2 separate regions of the Homo sapiens genome follow, and region 2 is linked to region 1. Evidence: read pairs that join two places in POLR2A ChIA-PET (ENCODE). Cell type or tissue: Caco-2. All regions are shown on one strand. Each heading gives the region's core, and the rest is flanking DNA. Links, peaks and the distances in the headings are about the cores only.

Region 1 (8,391 bases), core at 3,523-6,022:
GCTTTCTTTTATCTTTCAACATATCCTTGTGTGTTAAGGCCAACTCAGAATCCAACTTGTTACACCTGAGTCATTTCCTGATTACTGTAGCAAAGGGTTTCTCAGTAGCAACGTTATTGACGGTTTGGGCCAGGTAAATATCTTTGTCATAGGAGTTTGTCCTGTGCAATGTAGGGTGTTCAGCCTTATCCCTGGCCTTTATCCACTAGATGCCGGTGACACCCAGCCCCCACTCATGATTTTAGAAGTCTCAGGACATTGCTAAATGCCCCCTGGAAGGACAAAATACCTCCCAGTTGAGAACCGCTGCACTAGTCCACTCTAATTTCCACCTTCTTACAAAATCCTCTAACTTATTTTAGCATTTTTGCCTTTACCGAATTATTTAGCATTCAAGATAGTTTTATACTCCTTAATGAGAGGTTGCTACATAGGAGGTGTTTAATAATGTTTGTTGAGTTGAGAATGTGTCAGTTGAGCCTGCCAGACATTATACTTCTTCAGTGTAGCAACATTGTTTTGCTCCAGAAAAGCTTACTTTTTAAAGTTGCTCAGGTTTTGGTATTGGACCAATTCTCTTCTCACAATCCTTGTATTGAAATATTACAAAAGGTTTATCTAAGAAGACCCCTCAGAGATTCCCAGTACATAAGCCTTGCACAGAGTCCAGTAGACTCATATTATTTTTTAATAGTATAACATATAGAATACAGTGTATAGAATACACTTAACAATTTTTTCTTTCACCATATCTACCAATGAATATGTCATAACATTAAAGTAACTCATTTGATACAGTTATTTATCACTTAACACTCGTATACATTTGCACATCTTCAAAATTAATTGTCTTCAGTCTTAATCTGAGGCTGAATCAGAAATTCACTGACTGATTTATATAATATAACATTTTTTATAAAGAGACACAATGCTGGTGATAGCTTTTCCCTTGGAAGAAACACCGAAAGATGTTACTAGAATGTGAGCTCTGTGAGGACAGGGATTTTTGTTTGATTTTTTCACTGCCGTATCCCTAGCTGTAGACCAGTTTTTGGCATGCTGAAGAACTTTCAGTAAACATTTATGGAATAAATGAATCTCATTTTGGACATTATAATTCAAGAGCTGAATTTAGAAGAAACGTAAAGATAACTTATTTCATCAAGTTTGTATTTCAAAGTCTCTAGTGACTTCCACCTTGCCAAATCCAATGGTCACTTTCTAGTCCATTTCTTTTTTGATCTCTTAAGCATTCCTCTTTGATATACAGTATTTTATTCATGGGATTTCAGGACACCAAACTTTTTCTCATTTTCTACTTAGCTCCTTTTAAATTTTTTTGCTTCCCCTTTTTGCAACTTCTAAAAGTTGAGTGCCCTGCGGCTCAGTTCCGGAGCCTCTTCTCTCCTTCCACTTTTTTTTTTCCCTTAGAGTATTAGGAAGCAATTTAGCTTAGTGTTAAGAATTCAGACTGGGGCCACACTGCTTGGATTCAGTCCCAGGTTTGCTGCTTACCGGTAGTGTGATTTTTGGCCTAGTTGCTTAGATAATCTGTGTCTCAGTTTCCTTATCTTTAATATGGAATATAAGAGTAATAATAGTTCTTACCTCAGAGAGTTGTTAAGAGGGTTGAGTTAATATTTGTAAAGCACTTAGAAAAATTTCTGTACTTTTTATTAAGTAAGATTTTAAAAAGAACCTCATCTAATTTCTTAGCTTTAAATACCTAGCGTATTCTGGTGACTCCTGGATTTATGTTCTTACTCTCAGCCTCTTGCCTGAGCTCTCGACCTAGATATCCATCTCCTTACTGAGCATCTCCATTTGGATTCTGCTTAGAGTCTAAAAACAAACATTCAAAAACTCAATTCTTAGTTCTTTGCCCAAACCTGCTCATTCCTTCATCCTTGCCCTTCTCAGTAGACGACAACATGATTACTGTTTCCTGTCACTGAGCTCCAATGTCTAGGAGTATCACTGATTCTTCTTATTTCTTCACACTTCACATTCATCCTATCAGCAAGATATTTTGGCTGTACTTTAAAAATATATCCAGAATTTCATTGACAGGTGAAACTAGCTGGACTTCCTGGGTCAAGTGGGGACTTGGAGAACTTTTCGGTCTTACAAGGGGATTGTAAAATGCACCGATCAGTGCTCTGTAAAAACGCACCAATCAGTGCTCTGTAGCTAGCTGGAGGTTTGTAAAATGCACCAATCAGTGCTCTGTAGCTAGCTAGAGGTTTGTAAAATGGACCAATTAGCACTCTGTAAAATGAACCAATCAGCAGGACATGGGCGGGGACAAATAAGAGAATAAAAGCTGGGCACCCTAGCCAGCAGCAGCAACCGGCTCGGGTCCCCTTCCATGCTGTGGAAGCTTTGTTCTTTCACTCTGCACAATAAATCTTGGTGCTGCTCACTCTTTGGGTCCGTGCTACCTTTAAGAGCTGTAACACTCACCACAAAGGTCCGTGGCTTCATTCTTGACGTCAGCGAGACCACAAACCCACCAGAGGGAACAAACTCCGGACACATCATCACCTTTTTCTGTCTCACCATTCTTACCTTACTTCAGTCATTGTTATCTCTTATAGTCAGTGGCAAGAGCCTTCTGGTAGGTTTCTTTGTTACCACTCTTGCCTCTACAATCAGTTCTCATTTACAAAGGTCAGTGATCTTTTAAAAATGTTAGATAATGTCAGTTACCTGCTCAGAGTTCTCTGGTAGCTTCCTATCCTACTTAAAGGGAAATGCAAGTTTTTTTATTGTGGCTCACAATATGGCTTCTTCCTGTGTGTCTGATATGATTATGATCTCCAGACTCACTCTCTTGAATTCCAGGCTTCTTAAATCTGAACGCTCCAAGCTCATTCCTGCCTCTGTAGCTATATGGTACTCTTTGCCTGGGATACTCCTCACCCAGGTATTTGAAGGTCTGGATATTCATCACACCCATTCAGGACTCTGTTCAAACGTCATTTTCTGAGACGCTTTACCTAATAATCTTCTGTAAAAAATATCCTTCTTGGGCTGAATGCAGTGGCTCACGCCAGTAACCCCTACACTTTGGGAGGCTGAGGCAGGAGGATTCCTTGAGGCCAGGAATTGGAGACCAGTCTGGGCAACATAATGAGACCCTGTCTCTACAAACAATAAAAAAGTTAGCTGGCATGGTGGTATGCCTGTAGTCCCATTTACTCGGGATGCTGAATCCAGAGGATTGGTTGAGCCTGGGAGGTCAAGGCTGCAGTGAGCTATGACTGCACTCTTGCCTGGGCAAGAGAGTGAGACCCTGTCTTTAAAAAAAAAAAAAAAAGAATTAAAAAAAATGCATCTTTACCCTCTCACTCTGTTTCTTTGTTCCATTTCTTTTTCTTTATAGTACTTAGTGACCTGACATTAATTGATTGATTATCTTTTGTGTGGAATATAAACTCCATTAAGATGAGAACTTTTCATTTTTTTTCCCCTAATACTTTAGGGATAGTGTCTGGTACATAGAAAGCACTCAAGAATTATTTATCAAATAATGAATTATTGGTGTTTTTCTAGAACATTAGTCTTGTATTTCTATTTGCTGTTCTTTTTTCCCTCCAAAACAAATTCATCTGTCAGAAAACTGAAGTTATCTTTCTAAGTCTGGCTCTTCATTCATTATTTGGTAACATTTTTGTTTGTTTTTAAATCTTTTTTTACATTAATATAGATGGGGTTTTGCCATATTGGCCAGGCTGGTCTTGAACTCCTAGCCTCAAGTGATCTGCCTGCCTCAGCCTCCCAAAGTGCTGGGATTACCGATGTGAGGCACCCGGGCCCAGCCAATTTGGTAATATTTTAGTGTTGTAGTTATCTTGACTTGAAACCCAAGAGGCATCTTTGAATCATTTCCCTGCCTCTGCTAAATCATCATATGTCTTTGTTTCTATAATAGAATATTTGTGTTCCCAGTCAGACTGCTTTGGGCCAGTCCACATCCTACATACTTGGACATTTTTTTAGTCTGCTTTGCTTAGTCCAGTCAGCCTCATAAATCATAAGCTAGATGAATCTTAAATGTTAATGTCACATTCTCCTGAAGTGTGATATGATAGAAAGACCTTGGGCTTTGGGCTTAAATTGCACCTGCAGCATTTACTCTTAGTAAATGGACACAATGTATAGTTGGATAGGTATAGGACCCCTTTGAATTCACTTTCTACTTTGGTAAATAGGGATAGCAATATCCATTATACATCATGCGGATGCTATGAGGATTACTTGTGAAAACACATGACATTCTGACTCTTTACCAGAGTTGAATAGGCTTCAAATATCTCAAGTTCAGCATGTTCAAAACCATTTGAAATTTTTCTTCTCAATTATGCTTTTTGTCTGTTTTGATAGTTGGTACCTAAGTTTACTTAGTCATACAAGTCGTGAACTTGGGAGTAATTCTTGACTTCTGTAGTTGTAATTTTCTACATTCTAAACAACAAATGTATCCTGTCTACCCTGTGCCAGATACCCTGGTACCGAATATGCCCTCAAGGATTCCAGGTTTAGATCACCACTCTCTCAGATTAGTACAGTAGCTTCCAGCTGTTCTTCCCTGCTTCCAGTTTTTCCCTAGTTATTTTCCAGATGGCTGATGGTGATATTTTTAAAATGTGAATGTACGCGTGGCCCCTCCGTTTAAAATATTTCTAGAGAGGGCTGGGCGCGGTGGCTCACGCCTATAATCCCAGCACTTTGGGAGGCCGAGGTGGGCGGATTATGAGGTCAGCAGATCGAGACCATCCTGGCTAACATGGTGAAACCCCATCTCTACTAAAAATACAAAAAATTAGCCGGGCGTAGTGGCGGGCGCCTGTAGTCCCAGCTACTCAGGAGGCTGAGGCAGGAGAATAGCGTGAACCTGGGAGGCGGAGCTTGCGGTGAGCCAAGATCACACCACTGCATTCCAGCCTTGGTGACAGAGCGAGAGTCCGTCTCAAAAAAAAAAAAAAAAAAAAAAAAAAAGTTCTGAAGAATCTACCGCTTTCACAGTACTTTGAACTTTTCAGCAGGGCATGTAAGGCCTCTTATATTTGGCTTCTTTGTGACTCTTGAGCCTCACCTTCCACTTTTTTCTTGCAGGTGTATTTCACTCCTTATTGGTTTTATGCCACTGTGCTCTTCAGGTGTGGATCCTCTGGCTTGACATACCTATTTGTTCATTAATCCTCAGTAGGTTTGTTTTGAGGAGATGATGCATGTAAAGCACTTAGCATAGCACCTGGCATGTAGTAACCAATGGATACGTTTTAGCTCCTTTTATAATCAAGTTAGAAATAGATGTGGGGACTATTGGATTCTAAGGTGTGCAATCAGTTACTGTTAAAACATAGGAGAGAAATGTGAAAATTCAGAATACAAGTATGTTAACCATCTGATATCCACTGGATTAAGAACTTGTATTCTTTGATTCTTCTGTCCCTATTTTACCTCTCCTCTAAGCTGTTTTTTCTAATGCCTTTAGGTTATCATTTCTGTTTTATGTTCCTCTCTGAAATGCTTCCATGCTGTTCTTTTGATACCTACTTCTTTTTCTGGTTAGCAGAGCTTCAGATTACATTTCTTTGCAGATACAGTTTCCAGGAGGATCAGGGATATTAGATGAAAGATTTTTGAAGAATTGATTTGCAAAGAGGATAATTTCTTTCAGACTTACTTTTCCATTGGCCATTTTTAATGAACTGTTACATCTTCGGGCTGACTGAATGACAGTCCTTTCCTCACCACCTAAATGTGATGCGAAGTCCTCCTGTCAGCATTTCTTACCTCCCCAGATCTTTGACAGTGATAAATTTTGAGAAAAATCAAAAGTTGCTGCTTATCAGAAAAAGTTCTCTAATCTTTTGAAAAGACTATTGAAATTCAAATGAGGCTCTGTGTATGTTTTTTCTGGGTACTGCTGGGCAGATTTCTCAATCTCCTCTTTTTGAGTATTAGTGTAAGGATATTCTCAGGATAAAATGAGATCATTATGAAGCTTTGAATTCTTTAGAAGCAAGTCTGTTATTTTTGTCACTTTTCCTTTTCCCACAAACCCTGTTTTTGTCTTAGAAAATAAATAGTTTTGACTTCATTTGCTATTCACAGAACCATGTTGTAGGTAGTTTATATCCTTCTGATTAAAAAAAAAATACTTGTTCTTTTATAACTGAGAAGAATTGTGCCACTGATTTTGATGATTTTGAGACAGCCTCAATAAATGATGTGAACAATTTTAGATTTCTGAAGTGGGTTGTGTTTCTGATCCATCCATACAAATATGAATCAGATGCTGATTCTATTTATGTGTAGGAAAGTAATAAAGTAGTTCATGAGTTTTCAACATAATATCTGCTGATAACTGTATCATATGTTCCTGGATGTATCATTAATCAAGAACTGTAAGATAGCACTCAACTATGATAGTAGGCAATTTATATTTGATCAGATAAACTGTTAACTTTTTAATAAGTTTTAATATGCTTAGCTATTATGTTTTTGAATAAGGTGGCAGGTTTTAGAATTTAAGTGTGTTCTTTTAAAAAATGCACTTAAAAAAAAAACAACCTGCTTGGCTACCAGTCAGTGAGAATGATGAATTAATTATTAAAATGCACTACCAGACCAAAGTAATAACATGCTTTCCTTTTCTAAGATGAAGTAAGTGATATTGTTCAGAATGACTCACTCAATATTCTTGGGCTTTAGAGGGGTTGAGTACCTAGGGAGCAGGCTCTGGGACTCCTCAATCAGAGCACTTCCACTTGGGTTTGCTGTATATATTGGGTTTCTTTTAAGATAAAATTCTCTTATAGTGTTGAATGATAAATAATTTGACTAGTCTTTGTTTCCTAGGAGACAGCCTCTAAATCCTTGGAATTTTCTGAGTGATAAGAGCATCTTTGTTATTTTTGGTGGGCCCCTGGGATAATAGCTTAGTTTATGCTAATAAGATGACTTGGTCTGGGGGCTGGCCACTCCAGAAGGACTAACCATGTGATTAAAGGATTTGGGCTTTGAGTCATAGGACCTCCTGGGAAGGATAGGGACCTGGAGATTAAGTTCCACTGTGTGGTCCTATTTCATAAATCATACCTATATAATGACACCCCAATTGTAGAATCCATGAAGGTACATTTCCCAGTCCATCGAAACCTACACTGAAAAACCGAATATTCCGCGATAAAAACTGGAAACAAGCTATTTGTGAAAATGCTTTGTGATGTGTGGATTCATCTCACAGAGTTAAATGTTTGTTTTGGTAAAACAGGTTGTTTTGATAAAACAGGATAAAAACTCTGAACACTGAAGCTCAGTTAAGCATTCTGGTAGGTGATACACATTGTGGTGATACACACTGATGTATTTGGAGGGTGATGAAGCTTCCTAGCACAGAAGCTTTATGTTTGGAACCCTCCCAGATCTAGCTCCATACAGGTGGTTGTTTGTATCTGGGGGTCTGCATTCATGGATTCAAACAACAGTGGATCAAAACTTGTAGAGGAAAAAATATCATGTCTGTACCGAACACATAGAGACATTTTTCTTGTCATTATGCCCTATACAGTATAGTTATTTACATAACATTTACATTGAATTAGGCATGATAAGTGATCTAGAGAAATTAAAGTATATAGGAGGATGTGCAAAGGCTTTATGCAAATTCAATGCCATTTTATATTAGGGACTTGAGCATCCATACATTTTGGTATCTGTGGAAGATCCTGGAACCAATCTCCCATGTATACCAAGAGACAACTGCGTATCTCTATTGGCTGGTCCTGGTTTGTGTTTTTTGTGATAAAACTCTAATTGTAAGTATAGTACTTTCTATGTGAGTTGCTATGGTGAATTATCAATCCTGAAGGGTAGTGGGAACTTCCAGTTTGTATCCAGTTGGTCAGAAGTGCCTGGGGACCCCAGAGCTTGTGTCTGAGGTTTGAAGTGAAGGGAGTCTTATGGAGAGCTGTGTCTTCAACCTGTGAAGTCTTTGCTGACTGGGTAGTTAGCATCAGAAGTATGCTAGCCCTCTGGGTAGTTAGCAGTGCATTGTAGAGGGTTTCTGCATTTGAAAGTTAAGTTTGAAAACCATTAAACCAGGTATTATTGTTATTATTATTATTATTATTATTTTTGAGACGGAGGCTTGCTCTGTCACCCAGGCTGGAGTGCAGTGGCATGATCTCAGCTCACTGCAAGCTCCACCTCCCAGGTTCACGCCATTCTCCTGCCTCAGCCTCCCAGGTAGCTGGGACTACATGCGCCCACCACCAAGCCTGGCTAATTTTTTGTATTTTTAGTAGAGATGGGGTTTCACTGTGTTAGCCAGGATGGTCTCTATCTCCTGACCTCGTGATCCGCCCACCTCGGCCTCCC
Region 2 (8,391 bases), core at 2,657-5,156, 110 kb after region 1:
TCCCGGCCGATGTTTTATTTTGAAAGCGAATGACATAGAACACATGTGAAAAGTGAGGCACTGGGAATTTGCACATCCACGCAAGGGCAGAAATGTAAAAATAATAGACTCTGCAATAGAGCTAGAAATACCATTGCTGAGGTTGGGAGGATGCTGATGGAGAGCTGACATGTGAAGTTCATGGTGCTGTCTTTAGGTACCGATCCCAGATGTGGCTACTTCTGCGAACCTTGCCAGGAGACTTTCATTTTCCCGAAAGCAGGGGTCTTAAGGGGTTTCTGGAAATAAAGCATTATGTTGTTGGCACTGCTTTTATCAGTAGGGTTTAGGGGCTTTCCAAACCTTGACCAGAGCCCCAGGGTCACCTAAGGGGTAGCTTGGAGCTGGGCTTGACCCTCCACCTCTCACACCCTGTAGGGGTGGCTTTGACTGTCCAAGATTCCTGGCTGGGTTGGAATTTTGAGGGAATGGTGGAAGGTTCAAATGACAACAGGAATAAACCAATGGGAAACTGGCCCACCACAGCCCAGGAAGAAGCTCTTGGGTTTTTTTGTATTTTGGTTTTTTGTTTTCACATTGACTCAAATCCCTAAGACTCTAGATTCTGAATGTCATTTAGGCAGCAAACCTTCCCATATAACTTACTGTTATTATTATTAGGCTATAATTGATTCTTTATAGATCACTGATTATGTGCCATGTAAGTACTGATATGAGGTGGTACAGAAACACGTACTTCATAGGCCAGGCACAGTGGCTTACACCTTTAATCCCAACACTTTGGGAGGCCAAGGTGGGAGGATTGATTGAAGCCCAGAGTTAGAGATCAGCCTGGGCAACATAGTGAGACCTCGTCTCTACAAAACATTACAAAATCAGCAGGATGTGGTGGTGCACGCCTGTAGTCCCAGCTATTCAAGAGGTTGGCTTGAGCCCAGGAGTTTGAGCCTGCAGTGATCTATGATTGTGCCACTGCACTCTAGCCTGGGTGACAGATGGAGACCCCCAACTCTGAAAAACAAAAAGACAGAGAAATATCTACTTCACCTCATAAAGTATTTTTTTTCTTTTTGAGATGGAGTCTAGCTCTGTTGCCCAGGCTGGAGTGCAGAGGAGCGATCTAGGCTCCCTGTACCTCTGCCTCCCAGGTTCACACGATTCTCTTGCCTCAGCCTCCTGAGTAGTGGGGATTACAGTTGTGCACGACCACACCCGACTAATTTTTGTATTTTTAGTAGAGATGGATTTTCCCCATGTTGGCCAGGCTGGTCTCGAACTCCTGACCTCAAGTGATCTGCCCGCCTCAGCCTCCCAAAGTGCTGGGATTACGGGCATGAACCACTGTGCCCAGCCTAAAGTAGAATTTTTATGAGTTTATCGTTATTATTGCCTAGAGAAAATTGCCGATTAGAGAGTTTCAGCAGCTCTCCCAAAGTCAGTGAACTAGACAGAGTGGAAGAGGCAGACTTTGGACCTAGGTCTACCTGACTCCATAATGGGTACTTCTAGCCACTGTCCCAAACTGCCTCTTTGAAGGACAAGGTCCCATTCTCCTGGGGCAATTGAGAGTTAAGGAACAGAGTAGGCTTTTGTTTCTGCCCCTTAGTGCATGTGGTATACCAGTCATCTCTGGTGTCTGTTCAGATTTCATGTTGTGCATCTGGCTCAGGTACCTCCCCTGTGCTAAAGTGTTTCGGGTTGTCATGACTACATCTCTCAGTGATTTCTTTTGGGAAATACACTTCCAGTCTTTAGTTTCTGTTTTGCCGGTGTTGCTGGCCACACGTGTTTTAAATAGTGTTTAGACAGTGGACAGGTTATCTGTAATTTCAGTGAAACTGAAACTGTTTCCTTCTGGCCACATTCGTGAGCATTATCATATAGTTATCTTTTACTGGCATAGAAGAGAAGCAGCCACTGAGCACTGTTCTAGGAGCTTTACACCTTCTGTACTGTTAAGTTTAAACTTTACAACAACTCAGCGAAGTGTACATGCTAAAGTTCTCATTTTATAGACAAAGAAACTGAAACTTGAAGTAATTAACTTTGTCAACTGATAAAGCTAGCAAGTGGAGCCAGGCATGGTAGCTCCTGCCTGTAATCCCAAGACTTTGAGAGGCTTAGGTGTGAGGATCGCTTGAGCACAGGAGTTCAAGACCAGCCTAGGCAACGTAGTGAGACCCTGTCTCTACAAAAAAATTAAAAAATTAGCCAGGCATGGTGGTACGTGACTGTAGTCTCAGCTGCTCTGGGAGCTAAAGGGGGACGATCACTTGAGCCCTGGAGATCAAGGCTGCAGTGTGTTGAGATCATGCCACTGCACTCTAGCCTGGGTCACACAGCAAAACCCTGTCTCAAAAAAAAAAAAAAAAGCTATGTAATGGGGGAGCTAGGATTTGTGAGCCTAGGTCTGTCTGATTCCATACAATTTCCTGTATCTCATACAATTTTCTTTTCCTTTATTTTTTCTGACTTTGAATGCCAGGTGTGTTTCAAGAAAAATGCAATGCTTTTTTTGTTTATTTGTTTTGTTTTGTGTTTTTTGAGATGAAGTCTTACTCTGTTGCCCAGGCTAGAATGCAGTGGCATGATATCCGCTCACTGCAACCTCCACCTCTGGGGTTTAAGCTATTGTCTCATCTCAGCCTCCTGAGTAGCTGGGATTACAGGTGTGCGCCACCACGCCTGGCTAATTTTTTTATTTTTAGTAGAGGCACAGTTTCACCATATTGGCCAGGCTAGTCTCCAACTCCTGACCTCAAGTGATCCGCCCACTTTGGTCTCCCAAAGTGCTGGGATTACAGGCGTAAGCCACCAGGTGCAGCCAGAAAAATGCAGTGCTTTTAATGTCATTAACATAATTTCACCCAGAGTGCATTTGGCTCTTATAATATATGGGGTAATATATAGGGTGTCATGTCTTGATTGCTACATGAAGATGATGCAAAAATAATTGCTACTAGACAAAGTAAGGATTGAGCATATGAATTATTTTTGAGGAATAGTCAAATAGTTGTTTATGTGAAATTTCATAGACCCTGAACATTCATGATTTGATGTTGATGAGGCTTATCTGAGAGCTTCCCTGAAGGTCCAGGCTGGTGTCATGAGCCCTGTGAGGCTGGTCTTCAGGAGAGAGTGAGTCATCAGTCAGTAAATGGTGTGCCCCAGGAATATATGTAAAGGAAAACTGGCCTGGATTCAAATCCTAGCCTTGACATTGACCATGAAACCTTATGTGAGTTATTTGAATTCTTTGAGCCTTAATTTTTTCGTGAGCAAAACAGAGACAACTTAGTTTCTTTCTTGGAGTGCTGTTTTAAGAAATTTCATAAGATCATGCGTGTAAAGTTCCTAGCATAGCAACTGGTCTGTAGTAATCATTCATTGAATATAAGTGTTATGACCTCAAACTGAATTTACTATTTTCATTAAAAATGTGATCGTGTTAAATCTTCAGAATGACTCTGAAAAGTGGTAGAAGTGGCAATAAAACTGAAGGAAAATATATCCTGTGAGTAATATTCCTCGATTTTGGAGAATTTTGTAGGTTTCTTTTATTCTTTGAGAAGAATGAACACCAGAATGGTGAGATCATTAGTATCTCAGAAATGTTTTACATTAACAGAGGTATTATGTGTTATTTTATGTCATATTTATGTTTTATTATGTTATGGTTTTCATTTCATGTTCTCACTAGGCCTCCATGCCAGTGTTGTAAAGTTGACCAAGCAGACATAATTCCCATTTTATGAGGGAGGAAACAATTTCAGAGAGCTTAAAATGTACTGGAGGCTGAACTTTAATCCAGTACTTTCCCCTTCTCTCATTAACACTTCCTGATTTTTCTGGAATTATGGCTCCATTCTAGGGATGCCTGCCAGAATTCATAATAAACAAGTGAGATGGTTGGGGGAATGAAGAAAGCTATTTATATACACACCAAACTGTGTATTCCAGGAAATAAGAGAGTTATTTTCCTGGAATATCAGTAGATGTGTGATAACATTGAGCTACAAGGCTAGCCTGAAACTGGAGCAGATCTTCATTGAGAAGGTACATTGGCAGTAGGATAATCCTAGAATATTTGTGGAGGTTCCCAGACTGTCTTGGGACCTAGAGCTATATTTTGGGTGTTCTTTTGAGTCCTTTGGAGTACAATTAATTCAGACTATGAACACGTCAGGAATCCTGGGCAGGGCAAGTTTAAAAGACCATTTTGGGCAACATTTTACCTGGCTTAAGGTTTTAACATATTCCATGAGATTTTGCTCTTGATCTGCTTTAGGTAACGGTGGTGGTGATCATAGTAGTAGTAGCTGTTGTAGTTGCAGTAAAGTAAGAGCAAATATTTATTGAGCAAGTACTATGTACCAGGCATAATTTTAAACACATTGTCTGTATTATTTTAGTTGATTTGCGAATCTTGATATGCAAGAACAATGATAGTCTCCCCTTTAGAAATGAGGAGATTGAGGCACAGGAGTTAGAAGATCACAGAGCCAATGAGTAGTTGAGTCAAGACTGCCCCAAGGGGACCATCCTGGCTAACACGGTGAAACCCCGTCTCTACTAAAAATACAGAAAAATGAGCCGGGCGTGGTGGTGGACGCCTGTATAGTCCCAGCTACTCGGGAGGCTGAGGCAGGAGAATGGCGTGAACCCGGGAGGCGGAGCTTGCAGTGAGCCGAGATAGCGCCGCTGCAGTCCGGCCTGGACGAAAGAGCGAGACTCCGTCTCAAAAAAAAAAAAAAAAAAAAAAAAAAAAAGATTGCCCCGAGGGAGCCTTGAGCACCTCACTGCTCCGCGCTGGCCCTGACAACTGAAACACACAGCACTAGTGACATCTGTGCACTGCTGGACACACGGGCTAACCTGAAGGAAATGGAACTCACCTTTCAGCACCTCTGAGAGATCATTAATTGGTAAGACCCCATTAACTAAACACTGCTGCTTACCAGTTACTTCTCAGAACACTCCAGTTTCTCTTAGTGAATCTGTTATCTACCATGTTTAACATTTTCTCATAGATTTATTGACTATTTGTATTTTCTAAAAATCATATATTTTTGTCCTTGATCTCTTTTTCTGTTGGTATGTCCATTTTTTTTTTTTGCTACTGATTTACGAGTTCTGTAAACATTAAGGATGTTCATTTGCTTAAATTGCACAAGATCATCAAACAATAAGTATGTTGAATTTGATGTAGCATACATTTCAGAGTTATCATTAGTCTTTTAATTTTACTTTGGTGTTTTTGATATGGAGAATTTTTATTTTTCACGTAGTTTAAGCTATCCACATTTCCTTTACAGTTTGGTCTTGGGCATTATACATGAAAAAGATCAATAATTTTGTCATAGTTGACTGCAGGCTTTATCTTCCTTGCCCTACTATATCCAGTGTATTAGTCTGTTCTCATGCTGGTAATAAAGACATACCTGAGACTGGGTAATTTATAAAGGAAAGAGGTTTGATGGACTCACAGTTCCACATCGCTGGGGAGGCCTCACAATAATGGCTGAAGGCAAATAAGGAGTAAAGTCATGTCTTACATGGCAGCAGGCAAGAGTGCATGTGCAGGGCAACTCCCCTTTATAAAACCATCAGATCCGTGAAACGTATTCACTGTCACAAGAACAGCACAGGAAAGACCCGCCCCCATTATTCAATTACCTCCCACCAGGTCCCTCCCATGACATGTGGGAATTCTGGGAGCTACAATTCAAGATGAGATTTGGGTAGAGACCCAGCCAAGCCGTATCACACTGTAAACCAGCACGAGCTTATTTACTTTTTCTTTTCTCTCCTTATCCTATGCAGGAAGTCACCACATTCTGGTAATTCTTCCTCTTCCTCTCTCTTGCATCAGCTCCTTGTTCTCCATGGCTGTTTCTCTCATCCCAATTAGGCCCTTATTTCCAGACCATCAAAACTTGAGTTTCTGACGTGGTCCCCCAAATTTTCATATATTCAAATCCAGTGTCAGACCTGATTCGTCCTGATTGTTTCTGTTCAAGGAAAAATGAAGACCATTTCATTAACTAACGTTTGGGCTCTGGCAACCTTCACCCACTGGTCTTCTTGCCTCTTGCTTCTTTTCTCCCCCCTGCATTCCCTCCCAGTCCTTGTCAATAAGGTAATTCTCTCCTTAAAAAAAGTTTTCTGGGCCAGGCGTGCTGGTTCACACCTGTAATCCTAGCACTTTGGGAGGCCGAGGCGGATGGATCACTTGAGGTCTGGAGTTCAAAACCAGCCTGGCCAACATGGTGGAACCCCATCTCTACTAAAAAATACAAAAGTTAGCTGGGTGTGGTGGCTCATGCCTGTAGTCCCCGGTACTCAGGAGGCTGAGGCAGGAGAATCGCTGGAACCCGGGAGGCAGAGTTTGCAGTGAGCTGAGATCGTGCCACTGCACTCCAGCCTGGGTGACAGAGTGAGACTATGTCTCAAAAAAAAAAAAAAAAAAGAAAAGGAAGTTTTCTGTATCTCAGCCGCACCCCTTAAAAATCTCCTCTTCCCCTTGCTTGTAAATCAAATATTGACATTATTCCACAGAATCCTGGAGCTGGGCAAACTCTTACTGTTCGTCTTCAAAATGATTTCTCACAATACAAATACCTCTGATTCTACAGAGAACTCACTACTTTCTGTGGCTCTTCGTAGAACAGCCTTCTTTATTACCTTGTGTTGAAACAATACCTATCACTATATAGCTCTCTTTCTCATCCACTTTGTAGACTTCACCTCCTCTGCCCTTTCTTTCTCCATGGCCAGGAGCTGTCACATTACTGCCTAATTCCCCATTTCTATTGCTTTTTGAACACTCCCATCAGCTCGCATAATATAAACTGCCACTTGTATGGTGACAGCTCCCCAAATTGTGTCTCCAGGGGTGACTTCTCTGAGCTTACTGTATCCTTGTTAAATTTTTGCAACATTTGAAGGCAGTGGCATCATTCTGCCATCTCAACCACGCCACATCTCAGTCTGCTAAGTTTTCTCTTCTCCAATGGGCAGAGTTCCATCAACCATTCCTATCCCATGATTTCTGGACCTTTGACTCTTTTGAAAGTCTCCTTGGGATGCTGGCTGGATTTTTAATGCCTCGATATTATCTCAGTGACACCCTGATGTCCTCTTGATGTGGCTACTGACTTCGTGTATTGATATAATGCAATTGGCTTCCACTGCAATGATGTCACCTATTTCATAACAGAGTGTATGATTGACTAAACCTAGTTTTACTAGAAATCCTCTGGGTTAATAGTGATCCATGAGTCTGCTCTATGGGTTTGTTTAAATAGGTATATATTTACCTATCTGAATTTCATATATATATATATATATATATATATATATATATATATATATATACACACATACATATATATATATATTTAGGTTTTATTATATATAAATATATATATTTAGGTTTTTGTCGAGACAGGGTCTTGCTCTGTCACCCGGGTTGGAGTGCAGTGGCATGATCATAGCTCACTCCAGCCTCAACTTCCCAGGCTCAAGTGATCCTCCCTGAGTAGCTGGGCTACAGGTGTGCACTATGACACCTGACTAATTTTTAAATTTCCTGTAGAGACAGGATTTGCTAGGTTGCCCGGCTGGTCTCGAACTCCTGAACTCAGGCAATCCATCTGCCTCGGCCTCCCAAAGTGCTTGGATTATAGACATGAGCCACCATGCCCAGCCTCCCTACACGAATTCTTCATGTTAGCCAGCATTATTTCCAGGCTACTGCAGGTACAAGCCTTTGTGCTCAGGTACTGCCTCCATCCTCAGGGACTCTGTAGTCCACTGTGGAGTCTGGATAGTTGCATATGAAGAAACTAGAAAATGATATAAACCAATTTATAACAAACCACCAAATTTTATGTGACCCACCACTAGTCCTTTAATATCCCAGAGAAGAGCATCATCAAAACTTAGTGCTTACTGGGCACAGACTTGGTAGGCTGAGGCAAGAAGATTGCTTGAGAGCAGGAGTTTGAGACCACCCTGGGCAACACAGCGAGACCCTGTCTCTACAGGACGTTAAAAAAAAAGTTACCTGGGCATGGTGGTGCATGACTGTAGTCTCTGTTACTTGGGAGGCTGAGGTGGGAGGATCACTTGAGGCCAGGAGTTTGAAACCAGCTTCAGCAACATAGCAAGACCCTGTCTTTCTATTAAAAAAAGAAAAGAAAACCCTCAATGCTGACAGTAAGGGAGATGTCCTATTTGATTCATCCTTCCTACCCATCCCTTTCTACCCTGCCCCATCAGCCCACTACAGTGCCTTGAAGTCAGCAGCTTTTTAGCACATGTGGTTTATGGACTCAGGCTTATTAGAAAAACACTGTGCTTTGGAGTAATCAGAGAAAGTCTCATAAG

The links. ChIA-PET counts read pairs that join two places held together with the same protein. Peaks named below come from ENCODE experiments on the same cell type or tissue, not always from the same donor. Only the 100,000 strongest peaks of a DNase experiment are listed, where the experiment ranks them.
Region 2: POLR2A ChIA-PET joins it to region 1 with 5 read pairs; 6 of 35 experiments call an interaction of 5 or more read pairs at or near these places.

Annotation. Positions count from the first base shown.
Region 1 is chr10:17,646,091-17,654,481 of GRCh38, forward strand. All of the region lies in intron 1 of STAM (signal transducing adaptor molecule), which reads left to right. Among named protein-coding and RNA genes, the nearest start is that of STAM, 6.1 kb to the left of the region's middle. In Caco-2, for the core only: no CTCF peak of the experiment used is centred there; a DNase peak (open chromatin) is centred at 4,911; H3K4me3 peaks cover 171 bases.
Region 2 is chr10:17,755,243-17,763,633 of GRCh38, forward strand. All of the region lies in intron 1 of TMEM236 (transmembrane protein 236), which reads left to right. Among named protein-coding and RNA genes, the nearest start is that of TMEM236, 7.2 kb to the left of the region's middle. In Caco-2, for the core only: no CTCF peak of the experiment used is centred there; no DNase peak of the experiment used is centred there.